Regions from separate parts of the Homo sapiens genome. Here all the other regions are linked to region 1. The links are chromatin contacts, found by Hi-C or POLR2A ChIA-PET in ENCODE. All regions are on one chromosome and are shown on one strand. Each heading gives the region's core, a stretch centred on a gene start or an enhancer-like site at or near the end of the contact. The rest is flanking DNA. Distances are from core to core; before and after follow the strand shown.

Evidence for each region. Hi-C counts contacts between places; a loop is a spot of excess contacts on that map. ChIA-PET counts read pairs that join two places held with the same protein, here RNA polymerase II (POLR2A). Pooled maps may share reads with other maps.
Region 2: a loop to region 1 is called in a pooled map, with 2.5 times the contacts of the local background. The contact joins the promoter of PRKD3 here to the enhancer-like site in region 1. A Hi-C loop is called at or near these places in 6 of 50 pooled maps. POLR2A ChIA-PET finds 5 or more read pairs at or near these places in 3 of 52 experiments (CD8-positive, alpha-beta memory T cell, activated B cell and activated T-cell).
Region 3: a pooled map shows a loop between it and region 1 (4-fold over the local background). The contact joins the promoter of CEBPZ here to the enhancer-like site in region 1. A Hi-C loop is called at or near these places in 7 of 50 pooled maps. POLR2A ChIA-PET finds 5 or more read pairs at or near these places in 2 of 52 experiments (activated CD4-positive, alpha-beta T cell and activated T-cell).
Region 4: a pooled map shows a loop between it and region 1 (2.3-fold over the local background). The contact joins the promoter of RMDN2 here to the enhancer-like site in region 1. A Hi-C loop is called at or near these places in 2 of 37 single-sample maps with no recorded cell type and 6 of 50 pooled maps.

The regions. Positions count from the first base shown.
Region 1 is chr2:37,622,812-37,626,225 of GRCh38, reverse strand. No RefSeq gene overlaps it. Among named protein-coding and RNA genes, the nearest start is that of CDC42EP3, 47 kb to the left of the region's middle. RefSeq lists an enhancer at 771-1,040. Within about 2 kb of position 1,550, at least 6 of the 41 ENCODE cell types and tissues checked have a DNase peak (open chromatin) inside an H3K27ac peak, as active enhancers do.
Region 2 is chr2:37,322,851-37,326,098 of GRCh38, reverse strand. PRKD3 (protein kinase D3) reads left to right here and starts at 1,266. Exons shown (of 19, transcript NM_005813.6): 1 at 1,266-1,418. PRKD3-DT (PRKD3 divergent transcript) reads right to left here and starts at 1,018. Exons shown (of 2, transcript NR_183394.1): 1 at 577-1,018. RefSeq lists a silencer at 906-1,535 and an enhancer at 2,176-2,255.
Region 3 is chr2:37,230,101-37,233,084 of GRCh38, reverse strand. CEBPZ (CCAAT enhancer binding protein zeta) reads left to right here and starts at 1,489. Exons shown (of 16, transcript NM_005760.3): 1 at 1,489-1,673. The coding sequence starts at 1,518. It overlaps NDUFAF7 (NADH:ubiquinone oxidoreductase complex assembly factor 7), which reads right to left and starts at 1,427. Exons shown (of 10, transcript NM_144736.5): 1 at 1,325-1,427; 2 at 819-979. The coding sequence starts at 1,379. RefSeq lists enhancers at 1,538-1,987, 945-2,144.
Region 4 is chr2:37,923,593-37,926,965 of GRCh38, reverse strand. RMDN2 (regulator of microtubule dynamics 2) reads right to left here and starts at 1,679. Exons shown (of 11, transcript NM_001170791.3): 1 at 1,541-1,679. RefSeq lists a silencer at 1,625-1,864.

The DNA.
Region 1 (3,414 bases), core at 301-2,800:
AAACACCGCCAGAGACTTTTTACAGAAACAATTTGAGCATGCCCTTCCTCTCGGGAGTGCTTGGTCCAAATACATTTATCTTGCTAATATTCCTCTGTCAGACTAAATTTCAGACAACAGAACTCTACTTTCCAGAATCTTCCACATTGTAACTGCCTATTAATTACCTCTGCTTTGTCAGCTGGCCTCACACACAGGGCCTAAATGTTTAGTCTGCAGTTTGTATAATCATTCTTCTGCTTCATAATTACTCTCCAGAATTACTTAGCTCTGAGGGCACCACCACAAAGTCTGTGCTTTTCATTTTCTCATAATGGCTCATTATCAGGTCTGCATCCGTAACGCCTTGCTCAGGGTTTGAAATGAATCTTTATATAGTACTGGTCCTTTGGGCAAGCTCCCAATTTTACAATTGCTTCTCAGGCCCTTCGGCCAGGAGCCAGGAGAGTGGGTTCTGGGGGTAATAAAGGATCAGAGATGCTCTGTTTCTACTGTATACATGGAAGGAGCTTCCACACATCCTGAGGCAAGAGGATGTCACCACTCCATTTTCCAAACAGACCCTGACCAAGCTGGAGTAATGATGAGCTTGGAGGAGTCTGCACCATGGCCCTGCACACTCACCTACCAGGCCTCATCTTGTGCTGGATTTCAGGAAGGATGGGCCTGCCCACTGGGAATGGACTCCTGGCTTCAAGGGAAAAGCAGAGAGGGAAGCCTAAGATGACTCAGTGGGAAAGGGAGATGCAGAGATTTTCACTGTGTCAGAGCAGGTCTTTCATGGTGCATGCAGAAGCTCCTGTCCCACCAATTAAGACCCTCTGGAGTCCAATGCACTAGCTATTTCCAGCACAGTCTCCAATTATTCACCATCCCAAAACCTCACATCAGCCAGCCTGGCTTACTCATCTCACTCTCATGGATCTTTCACCACCTCTGTGATTCCACTCATGCCTTCTGCCTGCCTAGAATGCTCCTTTCAATACTCAAATCTACCTCCTCCAGGGAGACTGTTTCCAGGAAGACTCAGAGAGGCAAATAATTTCTTGCCTCTCTGAAACAACTTCATACATTCCATGTATAAATTAACCACGCTCAGCTTTCTCCCTCCCTTCTACTGTTAAAGAGCCGTTCATATTTTTATGATTACTTGACTTTGCTTTGTTGATGTATTTTCCTCACAAATATAAGTTCCTTGAAGGCAAGGTTTGTCTTATTTTTCTCATCTCTCCCGGCATCAACAATACTCAAATAAAGTCTCTAATTTAGTTCATTTGCTGCATTGTACCCTCAATTTACATGTTCATTGCCCCTCTAGCAAAAACCAGAGTAAGAAACAGTGGATCTGTGATTCAGTCACTTTAGCAACATTTAGATGTTTAGTTCGTTTATTAATGTGTACTATAATTTTAAGAGTCACATTTGTTTTCTTACTCCTGTATTCTAACCACATGCCTACTACCAGAAGTATAAGAAAACCTTTTTTTTTTTTTCTGGCTAGATCAAGAGCCAACTTGCTCTTCACCCTGTGAAAAGGGGAATTAGTCATGGGTGCTGAAAAAAGGAGAACATATTCAAAGTAAATATCAGTGCATGAGATTGCTTTTCACTCAGAATCTGAACACCCACAGTAGCCTGAATTTGTAAATATTTGCTGTCACTTATGTTAAAAAATATTGACTTCCTAAGCTATATTGCTACCAAAATATTTCTTTCTCGCATGCCTACCCAGACTTTTGGCCTATAGCTGGCAACATACCCTCTGCCTTAGGTTAACCTCATAGCAAGGGTAAAGCTTTAAGTGTACTTATGTGGTGAGAGAGAGAGCGAGAAACTTGAAAAAATAAAAATGGCAACATACCTAATGATAAAAGCACTATTTCCAAGTGTCTGAAGCCTATTATATGAGTTAAAAGTGAAACATCAGCCTAACTAATGCAAAAGCTTTATAGGGTCTGAGCAAGGATGACTAATCTCCAAAGCTGACAGTTTCACAGCTTACACAGGCTTCGTTCTGCTCAAGTGTGGGGAACACCCACCATCCCCACCATAGTCCAGGACATTATGGCATTGTACACTCATTCTCAGAACTTCACAGGGAAGATTATGGCAAAACTGGAATTCTCACTGAGGACACATCACTCTGAGCCCAATTGCCCACTGTCCCGCCTTCCATCCCCCGACCCCTGTCTTCTGGCTCCTTGAGCCTGCACGATCAATGTTTATTTTCACGTTGAATCAACCTGGGTTCAGAACTTTGAGCTCCACAAAGAAATCCACTAACAAAACCATAAGAAACAGTATCTTCACAGCAGATGCTACGGAAGAGTGGGGAAGAGTGAGGTAGTTTACACTGCCTATCTTATGACCACTATTTATCCCATCAAGTGCTTCTGGTCTCCCTGAAGGCACCTCCTAGGCCACTTGACCACTGTGAGTTATTCTCAGAGCCTAGCCTCTATGTATTACCCACTTCCAAAGCTGCTTCCACATTTTCAGGTATTTCTTACTAGCAATAGCCCATCTCCTCAGTATCAATTATCTGTCTTAGTTCATGTTCTGTTGCTATAACAAAATACCACAGACTGAGTAATTTATAAAGAAAAGACATTGATTTCTCACCATTACATGGTGAGAGGGCAAGAGCATGCCAGCTCAGATCTCTCTTCCTCTTCCTATTAAGCTACCAGTCCCATCATGGGGACTCCAACCCTGATGACCTTATCTAATCCTAATTACTTCCAAAAGGCCCCATCTCCAATCAACATACAAATTTGGAGATTAAGTTTCCAACACATGAAATCTGGGGACATATCAAAACCATAGCATCTCCCCAGCTCCCCCTTACTGTGACCTAACCAAAACTTTTTATTTTCTGAAAAGCTAATTCTTCTTCCTTGTTCCAGTTGAATAAAAGAGCCAAGACTTTCTAAGTAACAGGAGAAGCCCTTCTTGTTGGATTGGAGGCAGAGGCTCCTGAGATGACTAAAAGGATTCAGTCTTGCTCCCTGCCTCTCTACCTGGTCCTTCTATTTCTACCTCCCAGCCCAGCTTGAATCTTTGCAATAGCAGTTGGATATGGCCATGTAATTTGGAGGGCTCAGTGTAAAGGGGAAATGTGGGGTGGGTCCCCTTGTCAAAAATTATGAACAATTTCAAGACAGCAGCCACAGCACATTAAACCAAACATGGGGCCCTCTTGAGCAAGGGGACCCTGTGGGACTAGATAGGTCACACGCTCATGAAGCTAGCCCCAATAGGAAGAGTCACAGGAATTGCAGCCATTTACATGAAATGTGTGCCATTTGTGACTAATTACTGTGCAGCAGTCACACTTGTACATTTCATAATTATGTAAGTGAAAATATGTAATCATTACACAAACACTGCTTTGTAATAATACAATGCAAGCTA
Region 2 (3,248 bases), core at 17-2,516, 300 kb after region 1:
TCTTTCTATTCTTGAAAACTGCCCTCTTGGCTGGGCGCGGTGTCTCACGCCTGTAATCCCAACGATTTGGAGGGCCGAGGCGGGCGGATCTCTTGAGGTCAGGAGACCAGCCTGGGTAACACAGCAAGAGACCTCGTCTCTACAAAAACTAACTTAAAAGTTAGTGGGGCGTGGTGGCACACGCCTGTAGTCCCAGCTGCTTGGGAGGCTGACGCAGGATAATCACTTGAGCCCAGCAGCTCCAGGCTGCAGTGAGCTATGATCGTGTCACTGCACTTCAGCCTGGATGACAGAGTAAAACCTTTTCTAGAGAGAAAGAAGAAAGAGAGAAAGGGGAAAAGAAAGAAAAAGAGAGAAGAAAGAAAACTGCCCTCTTGATTGTAGTCCCTCTGATTGTTTCAATATATTTAAGTACTTTTGGGATAAAATGTTGACATAAGGAGAATCATGTGGCTTCTGTGACAATGCCTGTCAGCTTCTCAGGCCTTTCTCTCACATAAGACATCGAAAATTTATGCACAGTGTATTTTCCCTCTAGATCCTTATGCTGCTGACTCCCACTCCCGCCCCACTCACCCGACACGGTCATACTTTGTTTTGGAGCAAAACAAATGTTAACATTGTGTTTCCAGACACCTGGAAGCCCAGGTTTGGTGATTCTGGACTGCACTCCACTTTGGTGGTAGGGTCACATTCGCGTTTAAAGGCCGACGGGGAGGAAACACCGAGCACCGGGAAAACCCCTGCAGTCACCGGAACGTCGGGCTTGGGACGTGCCGGTTTGGGCGCCGAGCTGCGGTGCCGGCGGCCACCCCGGGGGCAGGCAGCAGGGAGGAGCATGCGGGAGGGCTGTGACATCTCAGGGTGGAAGCAGCTCTCTGCTCTGGACGCCTTACAAGTCCCCCGTTCCAACTATCACCTCTGGCCCATTGTCGCCACCGCCTCCCTCAAGAGTGCACGGCAGTAGAGGAAAAGACAGTACCGTCGGCAACAGCGCGATCAAGTACCGCGTGTAACTGATAGACACGCTCGCGACTCCCGCGGCGCCCCTGCCCCGTGCCCCCGCGCTCACGAAGACGCCCGGAACTCGAGGGTGCGGAGCCAGCCCGACTGTACCCGGCGCTCCCGGCGCCCCTTCGCGGGGCAGAGACAACCCCGACCTCCCGCCGCGGCCACCTCCCGGCGGGCGCGGGCCGAGGAACTACAGCTCCCGGCAGGCCCCGCGCTGGCCGCGCGCCCCCGCCCCCCGCGCGCCCCGGCCCCCCGCCCTCCGGCCCCAGGACGGGACGGGGAGGGAGGGAGGAAGGGGCGCCGGAGGCGGGCGGGATCCTGCGAGGCGCGTGAAGCCTCGCTGGCGCCTCGTCCGGTACTCAGACGCTGGCGGGCGCAGTTTCTCACGACGGGCCGAGCCTGCCACTGTAAGTAGTCGCCTCGGGGAGCGCTGAACAGACACCGAAAAAGTTCGCGCCGCCGCCGCCGCCGCTTTGTTCTCCCGGCCCGTCGGGCTGAGGCGGCGGCGGCCCCTCCCCCATCCCCCAAACCCCCAACCCCCCAACTGCACGCGGCGGCGGCGGCGACAGGACTCGGACCCCGCGCCGGGCTGGGCGGTGTCAGCCGCGCTGGGCGGGAAGTTGGGGGAGCGCGCGGCGGGAGGTGGGCGGCTGAGGGGGAGCGGGGGCGCCGCCGCAGCCGCCAGAGGGGCCAAGTTCCGGCGTCCGCGCGGAGGGCAACTTGGGTTCGCGCTCCGCTGGAGACCACCGCGCCCGGCCCATCGGAGGCGATCCGTTCCCGGGTCTCCCAAACTAGTTCCCGAAGCCAGACCCGCGGCGCTCGCAGTGCCGAATTTTGGACCAGCTTTTTCGTTTCATTTCCTCACTTTGCGTTGTAGTCGTCTCAAAGGGGTGAGTAAATGGTGCTTGGAGAATGTAAGCCCCTCGCCCCAGTATCCCGACTGCGTTTGGATTTGCTAGTTGCAGCATTGTTCCGAGTTGCTCCCTCCTGGGAGGTTTTCCTTAAGCTGAAACACTGAGGAGTGCCACTGTTTCTTTGAGCAGTGAAAATAACCATATACTACTGTATTGCCGGTTGGGTATTTTATTTCAGGTGAACGCAGTCAGAGGCATAGGCCTTGCCGTCTGCAGGCACACATACGATTCAAGCGACAAGTGTGTGCGCGCGACCTGCCGACTTTTCCACACACAGATTGATGGCATGGACGTAACTGTGTCTTCAATCACACCCATCCCCACAGGAAATAAGACTATCGGTGTCATCTTTGATTAGGAAGGATAAGTTACACCCTGAACTGCTGCTTGGTGCGACACAGCTTTTATGAGACATAGCCACAAATGGAACAAGAACTTTTAAATGCCTTAATTTGTATCCTAGAAAATGTTATTTTATTCCTCTGAAACTTTTTTTTTACCCTTCTACTTAATGTCGTCGTTCTTACATTTTTAGCGATTTTCATTTTCCTTAGCTTTGCTGCAGAAGGCGTCCATAAAGTTCCCCCGACTGAGATCTAGGCCAGTTTTTCCTTGTCAACGAACCCTTGCTTCCTTCCCTGTTAGATTCCGAGTTAAGATCAAGCATGGACATTCAGCCAAGAAGTTAGAAGATTTTCTAAAAGTAGGATTTGAAACGTGTCACACAGAAACCGTGGAAGGTTTTTCTTCAGTAGGTAGTAATACAGTTGTGGTGGGCCTGAGTGCATGAGCTTGGAGTACTCCTTGACGAGCCAGGTTCCATCCTCGGTTCTATAATTTAGTATATAGCATTTCACATTTCAGGGTGACTCAGGTTCTGTAATTTAGTATATAGCGTTTCACATTAAGAATGTTGACTGATGTGTATCTTAAAACTAATTTTTTAAGCATCCTAGATAATGGTAAGTCTTTTAGAGAAAATTTTAAGCTTTCAGTTTCATCAGATAGCCACTTTAAAATAGAAATTTCTTTCTGTTCGTGGATTTAAACACTGCCACACACACAGAACTTCATAAATAAAACTTTCTGATATTACATTTTTTTAAATTACGAATTGAAAACACCACATACAGAAAAATATGAATAGGTGGTCATTTAAGTGCAGTTTTCTTAAGGGACATTTTGTTCTCATTTTTTTAAAAGACTCTAAAGTTGAAAATACTACAGTGGAGTTAATTGTTCGTTTTTAAAAGAAACTGCTTGTACAGAGCTTGATATATAAGGAAATTCTTTGCTAGTACAAGTTTTAATTTGATATAATGC
Region 3 (2,984 bases), core at 240-2,739, 390 kb after region 1:
CTTCTATTTCTAGTACCACCACACTAGTCTAAGCCACCTATCTTGCAGCCCTGCCTAACCGGCATCGAAAGAAAGATACCGGCCTTGGGTAAACCTCGACACTAGAGTCACACTACCATATCCAACAACAATGGCCAATCTAACCCCAGAATTCCACAGAGGTCATATTTCAACCCAGCAAAAGATGAAATATTCTAAAATAAAGGACTATAGGCTTTCACCAAATGGCTCTGTAGAACAGACAAGGAAACGTGGGTCAGAAAGCTGTGACTGTGCCTAATCCTAGAACAGTGAAGACGACCCAGACTGCATTCTCAACTGCACATGTGAGAAAACCCAGCACATGTCTCCAATGCCAGCTGAAGCCATTCCAACACAGACGACTTTCCAGGCAGTAATTCCTATTTCCAGCTGCCTGTTGGAGATTTCTACCTAAGAGTCCCACACACTTCAAATTCATATACCAGCCTGAACTCTCCATCCTTCCTCCCGTATTCCTTCTCCCAAAGCAATGAATCCACACCACCCACCATCAGCCAAGTAGGAAAGTCATCCTTCCCGCATCATAAATCCAATCAGCTACATTCTGTCTCCTAAACACCCTTGGACCGTGTCCTCTCCTCTTTACTGGCACTGCCTCTGACGTGAGCCAGCCCTGACCAACTGACAAATTATCTGTCCCCAGGTCCTCAGAAATGGCTCTTCCCCTGGCAGGCACCCCCACTGCCTGGGCTGAGAACCTTCGGGCTTCTCCCTCCTGGCTTGCACCTCGCAAATCGGCTAGAGAGGGCCTAGTCCTCGGGCTACCCGACCCATACCTTGGCTGGATTAGTCAACACCTCCTTCATGTACTCGGCCACAGTGATGGGACCAGTAGACTTTATTTTGTACATAAGATGCCGCAGCATCGGCGTCACCGGGTTTTCTGCAGGCTCATTCCCGGAGCTGAAGTATTTCCCTCTCCAAATAAAAGGAATGGCTGCGAAAAACACAAATTAAACAGACCCCATGATAAATCTGACCATTCACGAGCGCAAGCCGCCTGAGCGTTTTCAAAACAGCTTCGTGAACCCTTAACCTCGCCCCACCGCAGACCGCGGGCTACTGTGCTTAGCACGCCCACGGGGCGCAGAGACAGCACCCACTTGCCCACGACTACGCAGCCCTATTGCGTTTGTACCGGACCCGTTTCCAGCCCAGGGTACCTTCAAGGTGGAAGTGAGCCCCCGAGCCCTTGATCCCCCGGTACCCTCAACTGAAGAGCTGAGGAAGGCGCCCCACGCGGCTTCCACGGCAACCGGGCTTCGAGGGGACTGACGCTTACCTGCGCGCGCCACGGCACACAACGGCCCCAAACCTGACCTCAGCAGTACACTCATGCTGAAATTCGCAGGCTAGCTCGCTCCGCCAGGAGCTGGGGCTTAGACCATTTCCGGGAGAAGACACGCCCCGACAGGAATTACGCCACTGGCAGAGCGGAAATAGGCTGAGTTTCACGCGCGTATGCTTTGCCCGCCATGGCCGCAGTCAAGGAGCCTTTGGAGTTCCATGCCAAGCGGCCTTGGCGCCCCGAGGAGGCAGTAGAAGATCCGGACGAGGAGGATGAGGATAATACTAGTGAAGCCGAGAATGGGTTCTCCCTGGAGGAAGTGTTACGGCTCGGAGGCACCAAGGTAACGGCCGCGGGCTCCGGGGAACGGGATCAGGCGTGGAGAGTTCCGAAGGTGGCTAGGCTGACTGCCCCGCCGCTTCCGCGCTGCGTAGAGCGCGGGCGTCCAGGACCGAGATCCCAGCCTCTGAAGCATGTGTTCGGTGCGCTTCCCACGCCGGTTTCCACTGCTGTTTACAAAAGAAAAGTTTCGAATTGAACGTTGTATTCTCTGGCTATTCTTAGGATGTAGGCGATCTTCTGATTTTATTGACGTGGTATAACCATCACACCATCAGGTCGGAGAGTGGCTTTTCTTGGTCCTGACCTTGTGGTATGAGTGTTTTGAACACCAGTGGTATTGGAATTTTCATTTCTGTTCTCATAGAGTACATGCACGTGTCACTGTATGCCCCAGAAGCCCTCTTTTTTGGAGCATCCTAATTAAGGGAGAGAAACAGTAAACAAACTTTTAAACACATAGTACAGCAGACGCGGGGTAGTGCTATAAAAGAAAATAAAACAAGGAAGGACGATAAGGAGTGGGAGCGCGTTAGTATTAAATGAGATGATCGACAAACACATCACGGAAATGTTTGAGCAGAATCCTAAAGGACAGGAAGGAGTGAGCTGCCATTCCAGTCAGTTGGAACAGCAAATGCAAAGACAGGCAGAAGAGTGCCTAACCTATTCCATGAGCAGCCAAAATGCCAGTGTAGCAGAGGCAGAGTGAGTTAAGGGGAGAATAGTAAGAAAGGAGGGCCGAGGGGTCAGAGGGCAGGCTTTTGCTCTGAGTTTGATGCAAAACCACTGGAAGATTTTAAGCAGATAAGGAACAGAAATTAACTTTGTTTTTAATATTATTTTGTTTGGAGACTGGACTTTCAAGGTGGAGGAGTTAGTTAGAGATAGGCAGATTCACAGTTTGCTCTGTGCTTGTGTATATTTAAGTTTTGAATAGGTAATATATACACATGAAACACGTGGTGCAAACTTTAAAAGATACATAGTGAAGTCAAATTGTTTCCACTTTTATCTCAGCCATAACCATTGCCCTGATAGGAAGCAATTATTTTTACAACTGCATTTTATATCTTTCAGGGATACTATATACCTTTTCAAGCATATACATACTCATTTATGTGTATGAAATACGGGTGTATCTTTTTTACATAAATGGTACCATATATATACACCTATCTCTACATTTTGCTTTCTTTTCTGTCTTAGAAATCCTTCTATATCAGTGCATAACGTTCTGTGTCATTGCTATGGCTGCATAAATCATTTTGTCTGTCTTAATTTATCTAACCAGCCATTTATTGTGAATATTTAA
Region 4 (3,373 bases), core at 430-2,929, 300 kb before region 1:
GTTGTATGAAGTCATTTACATAGCTTTTTTTTTTTAGAGTCTCGCTCTGTCACCTAGGCTGGAGTGCAGTGGTACAATCACTGCTCACTGTAGCCTCGACCACTTGGGCTCAAGTCATCCTCCTGCCTCAGCCTCCCTAGTAGCTAGGACCACAAGCGTGGGCAACCACGCCCGGCTAATTTTTACATTACTTGTAGAGAGTGAGTCTCCCTATGTTGCTAGGCTGGTCCCGAACTCCTGGGCCCAAGCAATCCTGCCTCCACCTCTCAAAGTGCTGGGATAAGCAGCATGGGCCACTGCCTCCAGCCTTGTTAGCTTTCATACTTCTAATTATGTTAATAGTATACACTTGTAGTATAAAAAAATATAGTAATTAAAAACTTTACCAAACAGATTTTAAAACTCTAATATTTTAATAATCAGATACAAAGTATTATGTTACGTTTCAATTTGTAAGGTGCTAGTAAATAACAATGGAAAATGACATTTTAATATAGATTATGGCACTTAATTAATGTGTATTATTGTGTAATATTAAAGGTTGAGATGAGAATCAAGTATTCTAAAATGACATCAAAATGTTGACTCTAAAGAAAATAGAATATGAAATGTTTTCTGAAGAAATGTCTGAAGAAACATTTCATTTCCATGTTCTAGTTTTATTTAAAATTAATTTTTTGATGTAGAAATTATGCTTTACTAAATTAATTATAATGCTTTCACCATAAATCTAGCACAGATATTCATTAACTTCATCAGCAGACCCTTAGAGGAGAAAAATATAAAATGCATAACTCTAATAAACTCGGGGAAGGTATGACAAATTTTGCAAGGATAAAGAGACATTACAAAAAAGCCCGAGGTTTAAGTTTCCTAAGAGAATTGCACTGAGACCTTGAACTAGTGATCAGATTTCCTACAGCGTCCTGGAAAACCTGGTACTTTCGAAGTGAATTCTATTGTTCATTTCATCAGGTTTTCATGGTTTTTTTGTATTTTATAATTTATTTTAAATTTAGGGCTCCCAAGTGTTTGCCTCATTCCCCTATGTTGGCAGCACTGATAATCCGGCCTTCGTTTTTGTGTGAAATAGGCACAGACGGAGTCTGAGAGCAAAAAAAACCCCACACAAACAAAAACAAAATGTTTGCGCAAGGCTGAAAGCCGAGCGAGAGCCCAGCAAGTGTCTCTGTTGAAATTCTTTGGGGTTTGCAGGGACCAGCCGGGCCGAGGCAGCAAACTGCCTGTTCCCCACGCACCCCAGAAGGGTCCGCGTGCGAGGAAATACCAGCGACCTCCGGGGCTAGGGCTTCCGTGGCGCAGGGTCAGCGAGGGATGAACCCGGGAAGCCACTATGGGCCGCTGCTCCAGCCCCGGGAACGCAGAGCACCGCTGGCTAGCAGGCTCAAGCTTCGCCAGGGACACACCGACCCGGAAGTGCAGTCGCCCCCACCGCAAGTATTTCCGCTTCCCTCCGCAAGTCCCCGGCGCGGTCCGGCCCCCAGCGGCTGAGCAGCCCCCTCCCAGACTGCGCACGCACCTGTGTTCACTGCGCCGGCCTTTCAGCTGTTGGAGAGCGGAGACCAGGACCTGCTGGCGCGCAGTGGCGGACGGACAGTAGCCCTGGAGCCCGCGGGTCCTAAGGTCCCGCGCCGCGGCCGTCGCGTCCTGACCCAGATAGCGGAGGCGCCGGGGGAGGAGCCCGCGGCCGCTCGGCCCCCCGCTCCCGCCCCCTCTCCCTCTCGTGGTGGGTTCAACTCTACCGGGACTGGCGTTGGGTGCACCTTTTGCAAAATAAAATTGCACGTCGCGGGGCGCCTGGCTCGCGCCGGACCGTGTGTCTCGGCCGTCGCCTCCCTTCGAAGCCGGTCGGCACCTTTTCCCCCGCCTGGGCTCTGGGCCTCCGCGCTAGCCCCAGCGCGTTCCCTCTCGCGTTGCTGCCACTCCGCACGCCCACCGCCAGCTCGCTTCGTTCCGGCTCTCAAACCCACTCCCTCTCCCCTAGTTAAACCTTTTTCTGTGCCCTTTCTAGGCACAACCTTGCACTTTACTCCTCACGACTGAATTAAAGGCAGACGCCTTGCACTAATTACTGATATCTGCAGCCCCGTGTTCATAGCTTTATCTCACGTTTTCTTTTAATGAGCAATTTTGACAGCCTCTTCCTTCTCCCCGCCATTCCGAGTTGCCTTTAGATGAAAGCCGCTGTTTTTTCAGATGCCTGACATTTAAGGTTTTACCCAGCTTTCTGTGGTTTGTATAATGAAACTAATTCTGCTAAATACGCTCTTAAAAACTGGGCCGGGCGCGGTGGGTCACGCCTGTAATCCCAGCACTTTGGGAGGCTGAGGCAGGCGGATCACCTGAGGTCAGGAATTCGAGACCAGTATGGCCAACGTGGCGAAACCCCTGTCTCTACTAAAAATACAAAAAATTAGCCGGGCGTGGTGGTGGACGCCTGTAATCCCAGCTACTTGGGAGGATGAGGCAGGAGAATCGTTTGAACCCGGAGGCAGAGGTTGCAGTGAGGCGAGATCGCGCCACCGCACTCCAGCCTGGGTGATAGAGCGTCTCAAAAACAAAAACAAAACAGTACATACACTGCTTCTGTATTGTCCGCACCTTGAGTATTACTGCCTCAAGCTTAGGTTTGCATAACATTAATCTCTAAACTTCCCACCAATATATTGAGCAGAATTAAAAATGGGTACACTCTTTCTCAAAACAGCAACAGCAGACAACACCCATAAAGCCATGAAGAATCCAGAAGGCTTGTTTTGCAATCCATATACTACTGTTTACGGATAGGGATTCAGGGATTCTATAGGCTCTTTAAGATGATTTTTTGAGCTTCAGGCAAGCCGCATTGAAGAATAAGTAAGCCTGGCCATGGTCATTTTATTAAAAGTAATTTGTAGCAGGGCGCAGTGGCTCACGACTGTAAGCCCAGCACTTTGAGAGGCTGAGGCGGACGGATCACTTGAGGCCAGGAGTTCGTGACCAGCCTGGCCAATATGATGAAACACCATCTCTACTAAAAATACAAAAATTAGCCGAGTGTGGTGGCGCACTTCTGTAGTCCCAGCTGCTCGGGAGGTTAAGGCATGAGAATTGCTTAAACCTCAGAGGCAGAAGTTGCAGTGAGCCGAGATCGGGCCACTGCTCACCAGTCTGGGACAGAATGAGACTCTGTCTCAAAAAACAAGAGCAAAAACCTAAGTTGTATTTGGAAAAAGAGCAGATTAATCTTTAACCTCTCAGATTTGGAACTAGTAAAATATTACCTTCTACAAACCCACTTCACTCCTATTTATTATGGTTTGCAGCAATCTTGCAATATAATGCTAGCTTTATTTAACTAGAATACAATATG